Linked DNA regions of Homo sapiens: region 1 is linked to region 2. Evidence: read pairs that join two places in POLR2A ChIA-PET (ENCODE). Cell type or tissue: OCI-LY7. All regions are shown on one strand.

The links. Peaks named below come from ENCODE experiments on the same cell type or tissue, not always from the same donor. Only the 100,000 strongest peaks of a DNase experiment are listed, where the experiment ranks them.
Region 1: POLR2A ChIA-PET joins it to region 2 with 15 read pairs; 3 of 35 experiments call an interaction of 5 or more read pairs at or near these places.

The regions. Positions count from the first base shown.
Region 1 is chr19:46,891,724-46,899,723 of GRCh38, forward strand. All of the region lies in intron 1 of ARHGAP35 (Rho GTPase activating protein 35), which reads left to right. Among named protein-coding and RNA genes, the nearest start is that of ARHGAP35, 35 kb to the left of the region's middle. RefSeq lists a silencer at 1,272-1,351. In OCI-LY7, no CTCF peak of the experiment used is centred here; DNase peaks (open chromatin) are centred at 1,288, 4,568 and 4,898; H3K4me3 peaks cover 2,804 bases; H3K27ac peaks cover 4,786 bases.
Region 2 is chr19:47,259,314-47,267,313 of GRCh38, forward strand. It overlaps CCDC9 (coiled-coil domain containing 9), which reads left to right. Exons shown (of 12, transcript NM_015603.3): 4 at 1,008-1,109; 5 at 1,275-1,526; 6 at 5,290-5,373; 7 at 5,460-5,633; 8 at 7,298-7,479. Among named protein-coding and RNA genes, the nearest start is that of CCDC9, 6.8 kb to the left of the region's middle. RefSeq lists an enhancer at 7,353-7,852. In OCI-LY7, no CTCF peak of the experiment used is centred here; a DNase peak (open chromatin) is centred at 3,308; H3K27ac peaks cover 794 bases.

The DNA.
Region 1 (8,000 bases), 370 kb before region 2:
CAGGGCAAAGGTTCTTAATCCAGGGTTCCTGAATTTTTTGTGTAAGTCCATTCTATTTTCTGGGAGAAAGTGTTCAAGTTTTTATCAGATTGTCAAAGGGATTCTTAACTGCCAAAAGATTAAGAATTGGTTAACTGGCCAGGCGCGATGGCTCACGCCTTAATCCCACCACTTTGGGAAGCCGAGGCAGGCAGATTGCTTGAGTTCAGGAGTTCGAGACCAGCCTGGGCAACGTGATGAAATCCTGTCTTTACCGAAAATACAAAAATTAGCCAGGTGTTGGCCGGGCACAGTGACTCACAACCGTAATCCCAGCACTTTGGAAGGCCGAGGCAGGCAGATCACTGAGGTCAGGAGTTCGAGACCAGCCTGGCCAACGTAGTGAAACCCTGTCTCTACTAAAAAAAAAAAAAAAAAAAAAAAAGAAAAATTAGCCAGGCCTGGTGGCATGCCTGTTGTAATCCAAGCTACTTGGGAGACTGAGGTAGGAGAATCACTTGAACCCGGGAGGCAAAGGTTGCAGTGAGCCGAGATCGCACCACTGCACCTAGCCTGGGCGACAGAGCGAGACTTTGTCTCAAAAAAAAAAAAAAGAAAAAAAAAAAGCCAGGTGTGCTGGCACACACCTGTAGTCCTAGCTACTTGGGAGGTTGAGGTGGGAGGATCACTGGAGGGAAGTCTAGGCTGTAGTGAGCCATGATCACGCCACTGTACTCCAGCCTGGGTAACAGTGAAACCCTGTCTCAAAAAAAAAAAAAAAAAAAAATTGGTTAATGGACCTGTTGGGTGGGTATGGAGCCACAGTTGGTACCTTTGATCCTGAAATTGTCCATTATAATAAGATATTACTGAGAGCAATTTTCTAAAGTACGAAGTATGTAATGAAGATACAGGGAGAATATTCAGAAGTTTTTGTTGGCTGCTTTTTTTTTTTTTTTTTCTGCCAGGAGTAGGTGGGACAAGTATAAAGGAAAGTGGTATCAGGAGGAAGTAAGAAGTAAGAAACCACCTAAATAATTGTTAGCTGCTTGTCCTCATAGTTCTTTCCATAGGTTGATTCTGAGTTGGGGCGTCTCTGCACTGTACCTTGCAATCAGGCCGGACCACTTGCTTTTTCCTGAACACTGTGTTCAGGCTTTGTATGTTCATGAGGTCCCTCTGCCTAGAGTATCTCTTCTCCCAACATTTGTAAGTCCAGTTCTCCATGCATCAGAGCTTCCTGGTGTTGCCTTTTAGAGTTCTCATCAGCTTATAACTCCCTGGAGAGCACTGACTCTCATCTTCGGATCCTTCACCGTCATGGTCCTTTGCACATGGTAGGTGCTAAATAAAGGGTTGTGGAACTAAGTGAAGAGTGATACATATGAAGGAAACAAACACCTGTGTAAGGGAGAAGGCTATAAATTAAAATTTTCAGATACCAGTGAATTCTGCGGGGGAGCTTGGGAAACCCTTAGAGTTTCACTGACAACCTGAATAGGGGGAGGAGCCTGCCCTGAGTTAGGAAGCAGGAGTGTGGGGAACAGGTAGCCAGCCATAAGGTCTTGGCCAGGTCATATCACTTCTGGACTGGAGTTAACACCTTCAAAAACTGTTCGGGTTGGACTTTTTGAACATATAATAGAGGTGATGTTGATGAGCATCTACCGTATACCAGGTACTACTCTAGGTCCTGGGAATATAGTAGGTTGCCACCAGACAAGACCCCTTCTTTTCTAGTGGGAAGCATTGGGTGGGAAGTTAGTCCTTTCTAGCCTTAAAATGCTGTGATTCTGTCATCTGAAGAATGGGCACCAACTTCTGCTTGGGATTGTTTTGAGGATCAAATGAGAAAGCACTTTAAAGATTATAAAACACACTTACCTTGTTTATTATGAATACTTCTCTCCCCCCTTGGTTTTGCCCCCCTTGGTTTTGACTTAGGTTTTTTAAAAGTTTAAAATTGAATTGTACCAATAGGAGTATGAACTAATGATCCCAGGGTTTAGGTAGATTTGGGGACTTAAATCTTTCAATAAGTGATCCTTTAGCTAGATTGGGATGTAGGTTTGTAATATCATCTTCACCAGTGAAAAATGTATTGGGGGGGAAGTCCATTTATTTATGGATATTTTGGATATTTTGTTTCTGCCTTAACATAAGTTCGTTCGTTCGTTCTTTCTCTTTTTTTTTTTTTTTTTTTAAGATTTCAAACTGTCTCTGCCATTATTCTTAAATACAACTTTATATTGGTGAAGGCTGCTTGTCAGGGAAAAACCAAACTTCTCTACTGATTTGGGATTTTTTTTTACCATAAATTCAGGGTGCAGTTGTTCTTGAAGTGGTTCCATTTTGTGATTAGGCTGAGTATTTTTAAGCACAACTCTCTCCCTTGTCCTTAGAATTATCTCCAGTATCCTCAAAACAAAGAGCAAATGATGCAATTAGGATGCAATCCCTTGCCTGTGGATTTCAAGGAAAATTATTTTCCACACTACTTGGAAGCTCATGGACAAAGTCAAGCTTTCTTTAGATCTGGTGAACTTAGAAAAAATAACTTGATGAAGTGAGATTCTTACCTTGAGGTTAGTTTTTGAGAGTGGATCAATGATGTGAAATTTCTAAGATATTCTTGATTTATAAATATCACTTTATGACTCATTCCTTGGAGCAGTTTTTATTTTTTCCTTTGAAAAACTTTAGATGTAATTGACTTTGGTTTACACTCTATCCTGTTTTTTGGTTTTTTTTTTTTTTTTTTTGGAGACGGAGTCGCTCTGTTGCCCAGGCTGGAGTGCAGTGGCACGATCTCTGCTCACTGTAACCTCTGCCTCCTGGGTTCAAGCGATTCTCCTGCCTCAGCCTCTCGAGTAGCTGGGACTACAGGTATGTGCCACCACACCCAGCTAATTTTTGTATTTTTATTGGAGATGGGATTTCACCATGTTGACCAGGCTGGTCTAGAACTCCTGACCTCAGGTGATCTGCCCGCCTCAGCCTCCCAAAATGCTGGGATTACAGGTGCAAGCCACCACGCCCGGCCATACTTTTAGTGAAAGGAAAGCCATGTATCTTTTTCTGCTGTCTCCTATGTCATGTCTTACTCTGCCGTTTTGTAATGGTCCTTGAGATTGAGATAATAGAGAGAGATTTTCTAGATTTTCACCTACTCACTGATTTTTACTACAGGCATTTTAATTCCTTTAAATTTGAGACTGATTTTCTTCCCATAGTATTTAACTTATCATCATCCTTATAGGAGGGCCAGACCCTTAGGATTTATGTGAATACTGCTAGTTGGTAGGAAAGGTACTTTTCCTGAAGCCTTGAAAGAGTATTTCCAGAATAGTGAGCTTCATATTTTTTTGGTAACTTTTTTTTAAAGGTATACTTTCTGTGTAAATAGAAATGAATTTTTGCAATTGGATGAGGGGGAAAAAAGCTGAAATTTAAGGGCAAAATCTTTTTTTTTTTTTTTTGAGACGGAGTCTCGCTCTGTCACCCAGGCTGGAGTCCAGTGGCGCGATCTCGGCTCACTGCAAGCTCCACCTCCCGGGTTCACGCCATTCTCCTGCTTCAGCCTCCCGAGTAGCTGGGACTACAGGCGCTCACCACCACGCCCGGCTAATTTTTTTGTATTGTTAGTAGAGGCGGGGTTTCACCGTGTTAGCCAGGATAGTCTTCGATCTCCTGACCTCGTGATCCACCCGCCTCGGCCTCCCAAAGTGCTGGGATTACAGGCGTGAGCCACCGCGCCCAGCCGGGCAAAATCTTATAGCATCTTATCCCTTCTATGGTTTGGGAAATTAAGAAAAGTGCACGTTGGTGTTTTCTCACAATTTAATGCTCAGGCAAGTAAAATGATATCCTTAATTGCAAGTTACTGAAGTTGAAAGGCGACCATTTCCCATCAATTAGAAATGGTCTTTATGGTTAACTCTGGCAGAAATTCTGTTCTTCTGTGAGGCTTGGGTGATATCAGTAATCCTATTGAGGAGAGAGCATATTGAATCCTCTGACTTTGGGCAAATAATTTAGTCTCCAGGTCCCAATGCCCTTGTCTGTGAAATGAAGAGAATACTTACCCTTCCCGGGTGGATTTAAAAATCTGTGAGGAAGGCCAGGTGCGGTGGCTCATGCCTGTAATCCCAGCACTTTGGGAGGCTGAGGCAGGCGGATCTCCTGAGGTCAAGAGTTTGAGACCAGCCTGGCCAACATGGTGAAACCCCATCTCTACTAAAAATACGTAATTGGCTGGGCTTAGTGGCACATGCCTGTAGTCCCAGCTACTCGGGAGGCTGAGGCAGGAGAATCGCTTAAACCCAGGAAGCAGAGGTTTCAGTGAGCCAAGATCGCGCCACTGCACTCCATCCTCGGTGACAAGAATGAAACCCCGTCTCAAAAAAAAAGCTATAAGGAAGCCCAGCACAGTGGCTCACACCTGTAATCCCAAGCACTTTGGGAGGCCTAGGTGGGAGGATCACTTGAACTCAGGAGTTCAGACCAGCCTAGGCAACATGGTGAAACCCTGTTTCTACAAAAAATTAGCCAGGCGTGATGGTGTGCACCTGTAGTCCCAGCTGAGGTGTATCACCGGAGCCCGGGAGGTCAAGGCTGCAGTGAGTGGTTATTGCGCCACTGCACCTGCACTCCAACCTGGGCAACAGCAAGTCCCTGTCTCAAATAAAAGCTAAGAAGGCAAGTTTTGTAATAGTACTTTGAGCAGCATAAGGTACATATACAAAATATTGTGGGAAATATATTATGAAGTTTTGCATCTAGGTACATAAGAGACTGTTTCCCTCACAGTGGAGAGCTTTGGTAAAAGAGCAAGTGGATTAGAGCAGTTGTAGCTTCTGTTTTCTCCAGAAAGCTCACGCTGTGCAGCAGCTGTTTTTGTCCATTCTGGCTTTGCAGCAGTGCAGTATTGGGGTTAAGCCACGTGTGTGGGCCTCAGAGGCAGGCAGCTGGGGCCATACTAAGCCGGGTGATCTTGAACGAGTCTCTTGACCTCTGCAAGCCTGTTTTCTCATCTGTAAAATGGGGATTATAATAGTAGCTGCTCTGTTGGGTTACTGTGAGAAATGCTTAATATGGATTGTAGGGCATGATTTCCTATGGTAAGGTTTTTAGAAGTAATAATGGACCAGCTAAAAATGTTCAAGCATTTATCTACTGGGCATGTTGTCTTTTTTTCTTTCTTTCTTTTGAGACAGCTTCTTGTTCTGTCACTCAGTCTGGAGTGCATTGGCGCGATCTTAGCTCACTGCAACCTCCGCCTCCCAGGCTCAAGGGATCCTCCCACCTCAGCCTCCCAAGTAGCTGGGACTACAAGCGCATGCCACCACACCTGGCTAATTTTTTTTTTTTTTTTTTTGGTAGAGATAGGGTTTTGCCATGTTGCCAGACTGGTCTTGAACTCCTAAACTCAAACAATCCACCCGCCTCAGCCTCCCAAAGTGCTGGGGTTACAGGCGTGAGCCATCGCGCCCAGCCTTCAGCATGTTGTCAAAGGAAGTATGAAAATGACAACAACTGATGGCCCATTTTCATCAGTCATCCTGGAAATCAGCAAGAGTCAAGCTGCTTTGTGCACTTATTGGGGTGCACTTATTTTCTCCAAGGTGTCCATTTCATGAGGCATTTTTTGTTAATGGAAAGCTGGGTTAGCAAATGCAGTGATGAAGGGCCATAAGTATAGTTTTAGTAGTTGTTAACCCTTGAAGGTAGTGGGTTTATTTTGTCTTTTTTTTTTTTTTTACGACCTCCAACACTTTCTATTTATCTTGGCTTAATATAATACCTGAAAATGAATTTTAGTTAAGACTTAGAGATTTGTCTAAACAATCTCCAAGCAGGTTGAAAACTGAGACTTTCAAGAGCCAGGGGATTTGAGTGTATTCTGGATTAACTTGGTTCTTCATCTTTCCAAGAAAGGTAAACTGTGTTCTAGGCAGTTTTTGTAATGGGATTTTCAGGCTAGATCTTTAACCAAAAAAAAAAAAAAAGAGGCCCTACAGAAACTTAGAAACAGCCTTTACAGGGTCAAGGGGAGCTTTGACAAGGAAGAGGCAAAAATCTCTGCCCCATGTGTCAGTTGAACTTCTTCCACCTTCCCTCACCAGTGGCTACATTTCAGGGCTGAAAGGGCTTTGGAATCCTTTGCTGAGTGCTTTGGATGAGATTTGTTTTCAAGTTGCTTTTTAGAATTAGAGTGACCATTTACATGGTTTTCATTCCCAATCTGTGAATTCCAAAGCCTTATACCAGTCACCAGGCAGATACGTTACCTAAGAAGTGCCTACTTTTGGAGGCCGAGGTAGGTGGATCACCTGAGGTCAGGAGTTCGGCTAACATGGTGAAACCCTGTCTCTACTAAAAATACAAAAATTAGCCGGGCATGGTGGCGCATGCCTGTAATCCCAGCTACTTGGGAGGCTGAGCCAGGAGAATCACTTGAACCTGGGAGGCAGAGGTTGAAGTGAGCCGAGATCGCGCCACTGCACTCCAGCCTGGCTACAATGCGAGACTCCGTCTCAAAAAAAAAAAAAAACAAAAAGAAGTGCCCTCTGTGTGTAAGGTTCTGAGGAAACATAAAGGAAGGATTCTCCCAATTCCACAAAAACTCGATTTAGTCAAAAAAATATACTTATTGACTTTCCTAAAAAATTAAAAAGAAAAACAACTAAATACACAGCCAACTAGCATCTTCATTTTTAGAACTCAAAAATTAATTGGAATATACCTAGGGAGAAATTTTCTGGAATTTCATTTTCTGGGATATTTTTTAAAATTGCTAGTCCTCATTCCTTTGTCATTTTATATTTCATTTTCCATCTTAGTTAATATTGCTGTTTTTATTTCCTCATTCTCTGTTATTGTATCAGTTATTGTCCAATCAGGAAAGTAGAAACCACTCTAGATAGTTCCAGCAGGAAGGGACTTAAATGCAAGGGATTTATTACAAAGGTGCTGGAAAGGCTTGGGAGGAGCAAAATGCAGAAGAGGGTTGTTATCCAGAGATGAGAAAGCTGCCTGTGGGCTAGAACCCAGGAGCCTCCATGCACAGATGAGCTGCTGCTGCTGCTGCTGCTGCTGCTGCTGCTGCTGTTGGAGCTGTATTGCTGCAGTTCACCAGGAACCCAGAAGCCAAAACTGCGCTGATGTGCTGGAACCTGCGGTGTGTGTAGTTGCCTGCATTCTTCCATAGTTGTTCACTGCTCCTGCTGCTGCTGCTCCCCAAGACAGAGCAGTAACAGGAAAAAAGTGGTGTTATCCTTCCACTTGCCAACCAATCTCCAGCCTTTGAAAACCTAACTGTGGAAGCCAGCTGGCAAAGGAGTCTGGGAAATGTAGTGTGCAGGCTTTCAGTTCTGCTGATACGGAGGAGAATGTAGAAGGGCGCGTTTGACCAAATGAATGCTGTAATTGCTTGGGTGATGCATTTCTCATAACGGAGATGGGCAGAGAAGGCATTATTTTACACTGATAACATTCAGAGAGGTGGAGAAGAGGCACAGTGGCATTCCAGATAAGGGGATAGCCAGAGTGGTGGTGTGGAGGCAGGAATGCTCATGGCATGTTCAGAGAATAGCTTAGCTGGACCATAGAGTTCTTTTTGAAGGATAGCTAGAAATGAAGGTAGAAAATAAGGTTGGGTTCAAATTGGATTGAGATTGTGGTAGTAAAAGCTGTCTTACAATTAACCCATGTTGGGTGTGGTAGCTCACGCCTGTAATCCCAACATTTTGGGAGGCTGAGGCTGGCAATCATTTGAGCCCAGGAGTTCCAGACCAGCCTGGCCAACATGGTGAAACCTTGTCTCTACAAAAAAAATACAAAAATTAGCCGGGCATGGTAGCACACCCACACATCTAGTCCCAGCTACTCAGGTAACTGCAGCGGGAGGATCGCTTGAGCCTGGGAGGTTGAGGCTGTGGTGAGCCATAATCGCGCCACTACACTCCAGCCTGGGTGACAGAGTGAGACCCTGTACAAAAAAAAACAAAAACAAAAACAAA
Region 2 (8,000 bases):
TGGGGAGCCAGGGAGAGCCTTGAGCAGGGGTGGGACCGGTCAGAACAGCTCTTTAGGAAGACGCCTCTGGGTGCTGTGCGGTGGTGGGTGCGAGGAGGTGATACTGGAGCCCAGAGACCAAGGAGGAAGCTGGGGCTGGAACCCTAGTGGGAGAGGAGGTACCTGGCTCAGGGCAGGGCTGTTGAGAGGGACTCAGTTACTGATGGGCAGTTCAGGGCAGGGGGAGGAAGAGGGAGGATTTAGGACAAGGCTGCTGAGTAGGTGATGTGGCTCTCCCTGAGATGGGATCTGGGAGGTGGCATGGGTTTCATTTATTCATTCTTCATGTATTCATTCATTTTAAAAAAGGCATATTGAATTTCCCTTGTGGGCCAGGCAGCGTTCTAGACTTGGGATACACGTCAGTGACATACATCACTGAAAGCAGACAGACATTCCTGTCCCCAGGCAGATTCTGCCGTAGTGGAGGAAGCAGACAGTGAGCGAGACGCATATGGTGCTGGGTGCAAATGGGATGAGAACAGAGAGGGTGGCAGGGGAGCTGGTTTCCACAGGGTGCTCAGGGAAGGCCTCACGAGAAGGCAGCATTGGAGCAGAGACCTACAGGAGGTGAGGGGTTGGAGGGTCTCTGGGAAAAGTGTTCCTGGCAGAGGGATCCGCTGGCGCAAAGCCCCTGAGGCAGGTTTCAGCCTGGTATGTTGTGGGAATAGCAAGGAAGCCGGAGTGATCGTGGGGAGAGGGTGAGAGATGAGGTCGGGGAGGTACCAAGGCCAGACCCCACGGGTCCCACAGGCTGTGGGGAAGGCTGTTACTCAGAGGGGCACCACAGGAACGTTCTGAGTGGGGCTGCAACGTGCTGAGGTTTGAGGGATATGAGCGGCCTTCTTGTTCAGAGTCCAGGAGAGAGGCCTGGGCTGGGGCCAGACTTAGGAGGAGTTCAGGGGTCTGGGAGTCCGTCTGGCAGACAGGGCACCTGATGCTTCCCTACCCCGGCTGTCTGCTCCTAGGAGATTGAGGAAGACCGTAAGAAAGCTGAACTTGAGGGAGTCGCAGTCACAGCTCCCCGAAAGGGCCGCTCAGTGGAGAAGGAGAACGTGGCAGTGGAGTCGGTGAGCTCGTCACTGGGGTGTGGGACCCTGAGGATGGGGAGGGGCAGAGGGTTGAGGCCTGGGACCCAGGAGCCCCCAGCTGTCCTGCACCAGTGGGTGGCCTCCATCCTGGCCGCATGCCTCCCTGCCCCAGTGACTGTATTTTCCCCATCTCCCCTCTTCCAGGAGAAGAACCTGGGTCCTTCCCGGAGGTCTCCTGGGACCCCTCGGCCCCCAGGGGCCAGCAAGGGGGGCCGGACTCCTCCACAGCAGGGAGGCCGGGCCGGCATGGGCCGAGCATCGCGCAGCTGGGAGGGCAGCCCCGGGGAGCAGCCTCGAGGAGGAGGAGCTGGGGGCCGTGGCCGGAGGGGCCGGGGCCGAGGTTCACCTCACCTCTCTGGAGCTGGAGACACCTCAATCTCTGACCGTAAATCCAAGGTAGGAGCTAGGCAGCGCCTGGAGCCCTGGCTGAGGTTCTCTGTTGTCTGTTTCTGTTTTTTCCTCCTCTCAGATGCACATTTGTCCTGTGTGTCCATCTTTCAGTATCTCTCTCTGAGCCTTTGCATCTGGCTCTGTTTCTCTCTTCCTCCACCTCCTTCTCCTCCTCCTGCTCCCCCTCTTCTAGTTCCCCCTGTTCCTTCCCTCTCACGCCTAGAGCTCGTGTGTTTTTCCTTGTCTCTTTCTCTCCTACTCCTGCTCCCCGTCTTCTTGTTCCTCCTCGCCTTCCTTCCCTCCCCTCTCCTGCTTAGTGCTGCGTGTCCCTCCCTGTCCCTCTCTGTCTCCCTTTTTCTCGCTCTCTGGTGCATGCTTGCCCACTCATCCTCCGTCCCCATCTCTCCTCCCTTTCTGGCACTGTGTGTCTGTCTGGTGGGCTCTCTCTATCTGGTGTGCTTGTGAGCACAGGCTCTGTGTGGCATTCTGTTTCTGTGTGTTTCTCTTGGTCCCCGGCTTTGGTTATGGGGAGCAGTGATTTTACTGTAACTACCTCACTCACCCCTGACGTGCAGGTCAGCAGGGTGGGAGTCTGTCTAGCTGAGTGGCTTACAGCCCACCGTGGACATGGGTTGAATCTGGTTCTGTGAGCTACCTGGCCTTGGGCAGCTCACTTCCCCTGTGAGCTTCTGGTTCTAGCACTTACACGGGAATAAGAAAATTCAAAAATTAGCTGGACGTGGTGGTGGGCACCTGTAATCCCAGCTACTTGGGAGGCTGAGGCAGGAGGATCACTTAAACCTGGGAGGTGGAGGTCACAGTGAGCCGAGATCATGCCACTGCACTCCAGCCTGGGCGACAGAATGAGACTCTGTATCAAAAAAAAAAAAAAAAAAAAAAAATGCTGGGCGTGGTGGCTCACGAGGCCTGTAATCCCAGCACTTTGGGAGGCTGAGGTGGGCGGATCACCTGAAGTCAGGAGTTCGAGACCAGCCTGGCCAACATGGCGAAACCCCATCTCTACTAAAAGTACAAAAATTAGCCGGGTGTGGTGGCACACGCCTGTAATCCCAGCTACTCGGGAGGCTGAGGCAGAAGAATTGCTTGAACCTGGGAGGTGGAGGTTGCAGTGAGCCGAGATTGCGCCATTGTACTCCAGCCTGGACAACAAGAGTGAAACTCCGTCTCAAAAAAAAAAAAATAATTAGACTTAAATTGGGCATGCCAAGCTGCTGTCACACAAAGACTCCAAAAATTTCATGACCTAAGTGGAGTAGGAGTTTATTTCTCCCTTGTATGCTGAGCCCTGCAGGGAGGTGGGTGGTCCAGGGGGTGAGGCCCTGCTCCATGATGTCACTCAGGGACCCAGGTTCCTGCTTTTTTTTTTTTTTTTTTTTTCTTGAGACAGAGTCTCACTTTGTTGCCCAGGCTAGAGTGCAGTGGCATGATCTTGGCTCACTGCAACCTCCGCCTCCTGGGTTCAAGCAATTCTTGTGCTTCAGCCTCCCAAGTAGCTGGGATTACAGGTGTGCACCACCACACCCGGCTAGTTTTTGTGTTTTCAGTAGAGATGGGGTTTCGCCATGTTGGCCAGGCTGGCCTTGAACTCCTGACCTCAGGTGATCCTACCGCCTCGGCCTCCCAAAATGCTGCGATGACATGTGTGAGCTGCTGCGCCCGGCCTGGTTCCTGTTTTTGTTGCTTGGTGGCCCCTAGGTCCTGGTCATTGTCTGTGGTAACAGCTGGGTTGCCGACATGGTTGCGGTTCAGTTCACAGGAAGGGGAAAGATAAGTCTGCTTTATCACTTTTGGTCATGTCCTGTTGGTGAGAACTTAGACACCTGGTCATACCTAACCTCAAAGGAGACTGGGAAATGAAAACGTTGTCTACAGCTGGCTGGCTATTTGCCCATCTAAAATTTTGTCACTAGCTTGGTTACTAGTAACAAGTAGTTACTAGCTACTTGGAATGCTGGGTGCTGTGGTATGGGCTTGTGGTCCTAGCTACTTGGGAAGCTAAGGTGGGAGGATCGCTTGAGCCCAGGAGTTTGAGACCAGGCTGGGCAACAGAGTGAGACCCCATCTCTATAAAAATTTTAAAAATTAACTGGACGTGGTGGTGTGCCCCTGTGGTCCCAGCTACTTACTTGGGAGGCTGAGCCAGCAGGATCACTTGGGAGGCTGAGCCTGGGAGGTCAAGGATGCAGTGAGCTGTGAACACACACCACTACATTCCAGCCTGGGCAACAGAGTAAGACCCTGTCTCAAAAAAAAAAAAAATCAATAAATTTTTGCTACCATGGAAGGAAGAAGGGGAGAACGGATTGTGGTTGGTGGGGGTAGGTCACCTAACCATCTGCCAAGTAATTACTGTTATTACCACCACTATGATTGCGGCAACCTTGGTGTGCCAGGGCCCCCAGCACCCTGACACTGAACTCGCAGGTTCAGTGGTTTGCTAGAAAGACTCATGGCTTAGATTTATCACAGTGAAAGAGATCACAAAGCAAAATCAGCAGGGGGCGGGGTACCTGGGCTGAGGTCTGGAGGAAACCCGGCATGAACTTCCAAGAGTCCTTTCCCTGTGGAGTCCCAGGGGATGCGCTGAATTCCTCCAGCACTGAATTGTGACAACATGTGGCTTACCAGGGATGCCCACGAGAGATTCAGCACTCCAGGTTTTTAATTGGGGGCTGGTTTATTTTTATTTATTGTATTTATTTAGTTTTTAAAATTTCTTTTTGTTTTTGAGATGGAGTTTCACTCTTGTTGCCCAGGCTGGAGTGCAGTGGTATGATTTCGGCTCACTGCAACCTCCGCCTTTTGGTTTCAAGCAATTCTCCTGTCTCAGCCTCCCAAGTAGCTGGGATTACAGGTGCCCACCACCATGCCCGGCTAACTTTTGTATTTTTAGTAGAGACGGGGTTTCACCATGTTGGCCAGGCTGGTCTCGAACTCCTGACCTCGTGATCCACCTGCCTCGGCCTTCCAAAGTGCTGGGAATACAGGCGTGAGCCACTGTGCCCGACCCGTTATTTTTATTTTTATTTTATTTTATTTTTTGAGACAGAGTCCTACTCTGTTGCCCAGGCTGGAGTGCAGTGGCACAATCTCGGCTCACTGCAACGTCCACCTCCTGGGTTCAAGTGATTCTCTTGCCTCAGCCTCCCGAGCAGCTGGGATTACAGGCGCCCACCACCATGCTTGGCTAATTTTTTTCGTATTTTTAGTGAGATGGGGTTTCCCCATGTTAGCCAGCCTGGTCTCAAACTCCTGACCTCAGGTGATCCACCCACTTCGGCCTCCCAAAGTGCTGGGATTACAGGCGTGAGCCACCGCGCCCGGCCACTTTTAAAATTTTTTGTAGAGACAGGGTCTTGCTATGTTGCCTAGTCTGGCCTTGAACTCCTGGGCTGAAGCAATCCTCCTGCCTTGGCCTCCCAAAGTGCTTGGATTAGAGGTGTGAGCCACCATGTCAGCCTGGAGGCTAGTTTTGAACGCAGGCCCCTTCTGTCTAGTATGTACTGAAATTCCAGACCCCCCAGTAGGAAGGCGAATGCAGCGTACAGCGTGTTGTTCGCATAGTCCAAGCCTGGCCAGCCAGCCTCATCAGTTCACTGCTGACCTGGAGCACGCTGAGAGCAAATGGTCAGATGCCAGCAGGCCAGTCCGAGGAGAGGAGCCTCAGGCCTGCTGGGCAGCCCGTCTCCTGCACCGGCAGCTTAATAGTTCTCCCTGAAGCTGGGTGTCCCTATCTTTATCCCCCCAGGAGTGGGAGGAGCGGCGCAGGCAGAACATTGAGAAGATGAATGAGGAGATGGAGAAGATCGCCGAGTATGAGCGCAACCAGCGGGTCAGTGGTGCGGGTGTCCCCGAGGCAGGGCCGAGCTGCCTGGGCTGCGGGGAGCCCGCGCCAACCCCCTGCTCTGCTGCCTGCAGGAAGGGGTTCTTGAACCCAACCCAGTGCGGAACTTCCTGGACGACCCCCGGCGACGCAGCGGGCCCCTGGAGGAGTCTGAGCGGGACCGCCGGGAGGAGAGCCGCCGGCACGGCCGCAACTGGGGGGGCCCCGACTTCGAGCGGGTGCGCTGTGGCCTTGAGCACGAGCGGCAGGTGGGTGTTGGCAGTGAGGACACCTCGGGGCTCTCAGGGCTTTGATGGGGACTGCATAGCAGGAACCAGACAGATCAGGGCCATGGGGCCTCTCCTTTTTTGTGCCACAGCACAGGACTTTTTTTTTTTGAGACGGATTCTCGCTCTGTCACCCATTCTGGAGTGCAGTGGCACCATCTCGGCTCACTGCAGCCTTTGCCTCCTGGGCTCAAGCAATTCTGCCTCAGCCTCCCGAGTAGCTGGGATTACAGGCAAGTGCCACCACACCTGGCTAATTTTTTCGTATTTTGTAGAGACGGGGTTTCACCATGTTGGCCAGGCTAGTCTTGAACTCCTGACCTCAAGTGATCCACCTGCCTCGGCCTCCCAAAATGCTGGGATTATAGGTGTGAGCCACTGTGCTTGCCCAGGATTTTAATTATTAAGGATTTATGGTATGTTTTGTTTCCTGCCAAGGTAAATCTCCCCTCATTGTTAATGACACCAGCATTTATGAGGCACCTACCACATGGCAGGTGCTGTGTGAGGGGTGGGGACCTGGCCTAGAAGAGGAGGCAGGGGCAGTGTCCTTGCACTTGGTGGTCCACCCCTAAATTGTCCGTCTGTTGGTTCTTCTGTCAGTACCACGTGGCTCTAGTTGTTACAGCTTTGTGGTATGTTTGAGGGTTTTCTTGTTACTAACAGTATTGTTTACTGGGCACTTACTATGTGCCAGGTACTGTTTTAGGTGCTGAGGATAAGAGGTTTTTTTTTTTTTTTGAGATGGAGTCTTGCTCCATCGCCCAGGCTGGAGTGCAGTGGCGTGATCTTGGCTCACTGCAAGCTCCGACTCCCGGGTTCACACCATTCTCCTGCCTCAGCCTCCCCAGTAGCTGGGACTAAGGTGCCCACCACCATGCCCAGCTAATTTTTTGTACTTTTAGTAGAGATGGGGTTTCACCATGTTAGCCAGGATGGTCTCTATCTCCTGACCTCGTGATCTGCCCGCCTCAGCCTCCCAAAGTGCTGAGATTACAGGCGTGAGCCACCGCTCCTGGCTTTTTTTTTTTTTTTTTTTTTTTTTTTTTGAGACAGAGTCTTGCCCTGTTGCCTAGGCTGGAGTGCAGTGGCGCGATCTCGGCTCACTGCAAGCTCTGCCTCCTGGGTTCATGCCAGTCTCCTGCCTCAGCCTCCCGAAAAGCTGGGACTACAGGCACCCGCTACCACGCCCAGCTAATTTTTTGTATTTTTAGTAGAGACAGGGTTTCACCATATTAGCCAGGATGGTCTCCATCTCCTGACCTCATGATCCGCCTACCTTGGCCTCCCAAAGTGCTGGGATTACAGGCGTGAGCCACCGCGCCCGGCGGGAGAAGAGTTTGGAGGCAGAGCCCCTGCCTTGATGAGGTTTCTTCTGGTGGGAGCTGAGTAAATGAAAATATAGTGAGATGTGAGGTCCTACCAAGTGTTGTGGAGAAAAATCCAGCAGCTGAGGGGACAGAGGGATGCTACTTAGGAGATCTGAGAGGGCCTCTGTGAGGAGGTGCCACCTGAGCCTAGTTGATTGTGATCTCTGCCTTGTCATCGCTTCCCTGTGTGATCCTGAGCAAGTGGATGTGCCTCGGGGCTTAGGGGCGGGGTAGGGTGCGGGACATCACCCTGACTCCCTGTGGGCTGGGGGGCAGGGCCGCCGAGCTGGCCTGGGCAGTGCTGGAGACATGACGTTGTCCATGACGGGCCGGGAGCGGTCGGAGTACCTGCGCTGGAAGCAGGAGAGGGAGAAGATCGACCAGGAGCGGCTGCAGAGGCACCGCAAGCCCACTGGCCAGTGGAGGCGCGAGTGGGATGCCGAGAAGACCGATGGGATGTGAGTCTCCTCCCCGCTCCTCTCCCCATGTGGCACGTTGACCTTGGCCCTGACTTCTAAGTCCTATGCCTCTCTCTGGTTTTTCCTGCTGTGTATGAGTGAGTGACTGCCAAGTATCCTGAGATGCCATGGACCAGCTGCTGGAGCTCAGCGGCACGTGAGAGCATTTCTGGTTTTCTTTTTTTTTTTTGAGACGGAGTCTCGCTCTGTCGCCCAGGCTGGAGTGCAGTGGCGTGATCTCGGCTCACCGCAAGCTCCGCCTCCCAGGTTCACACCACTCTCCTGCCTCAGCCTCCCGAATAGCTGGGACTACAGGCGTCCGCCACCACGTCCAACTAATTTTTTGTATTTTTAGTAGAGACAGGGTTTCACCGTGTTAGCCAGGATGGTCTCAATCTCCTGTCCTTGTGATCTGCCTGCCTTGGCCTCCCAAAGTGCTGAGATTACAGGCGTGAGCCACCGCGCGCGGCCGAGCATTTCTGGTTTTCTTTTTGTTTTTGGAGACAGAGTCTAGCTCTGTC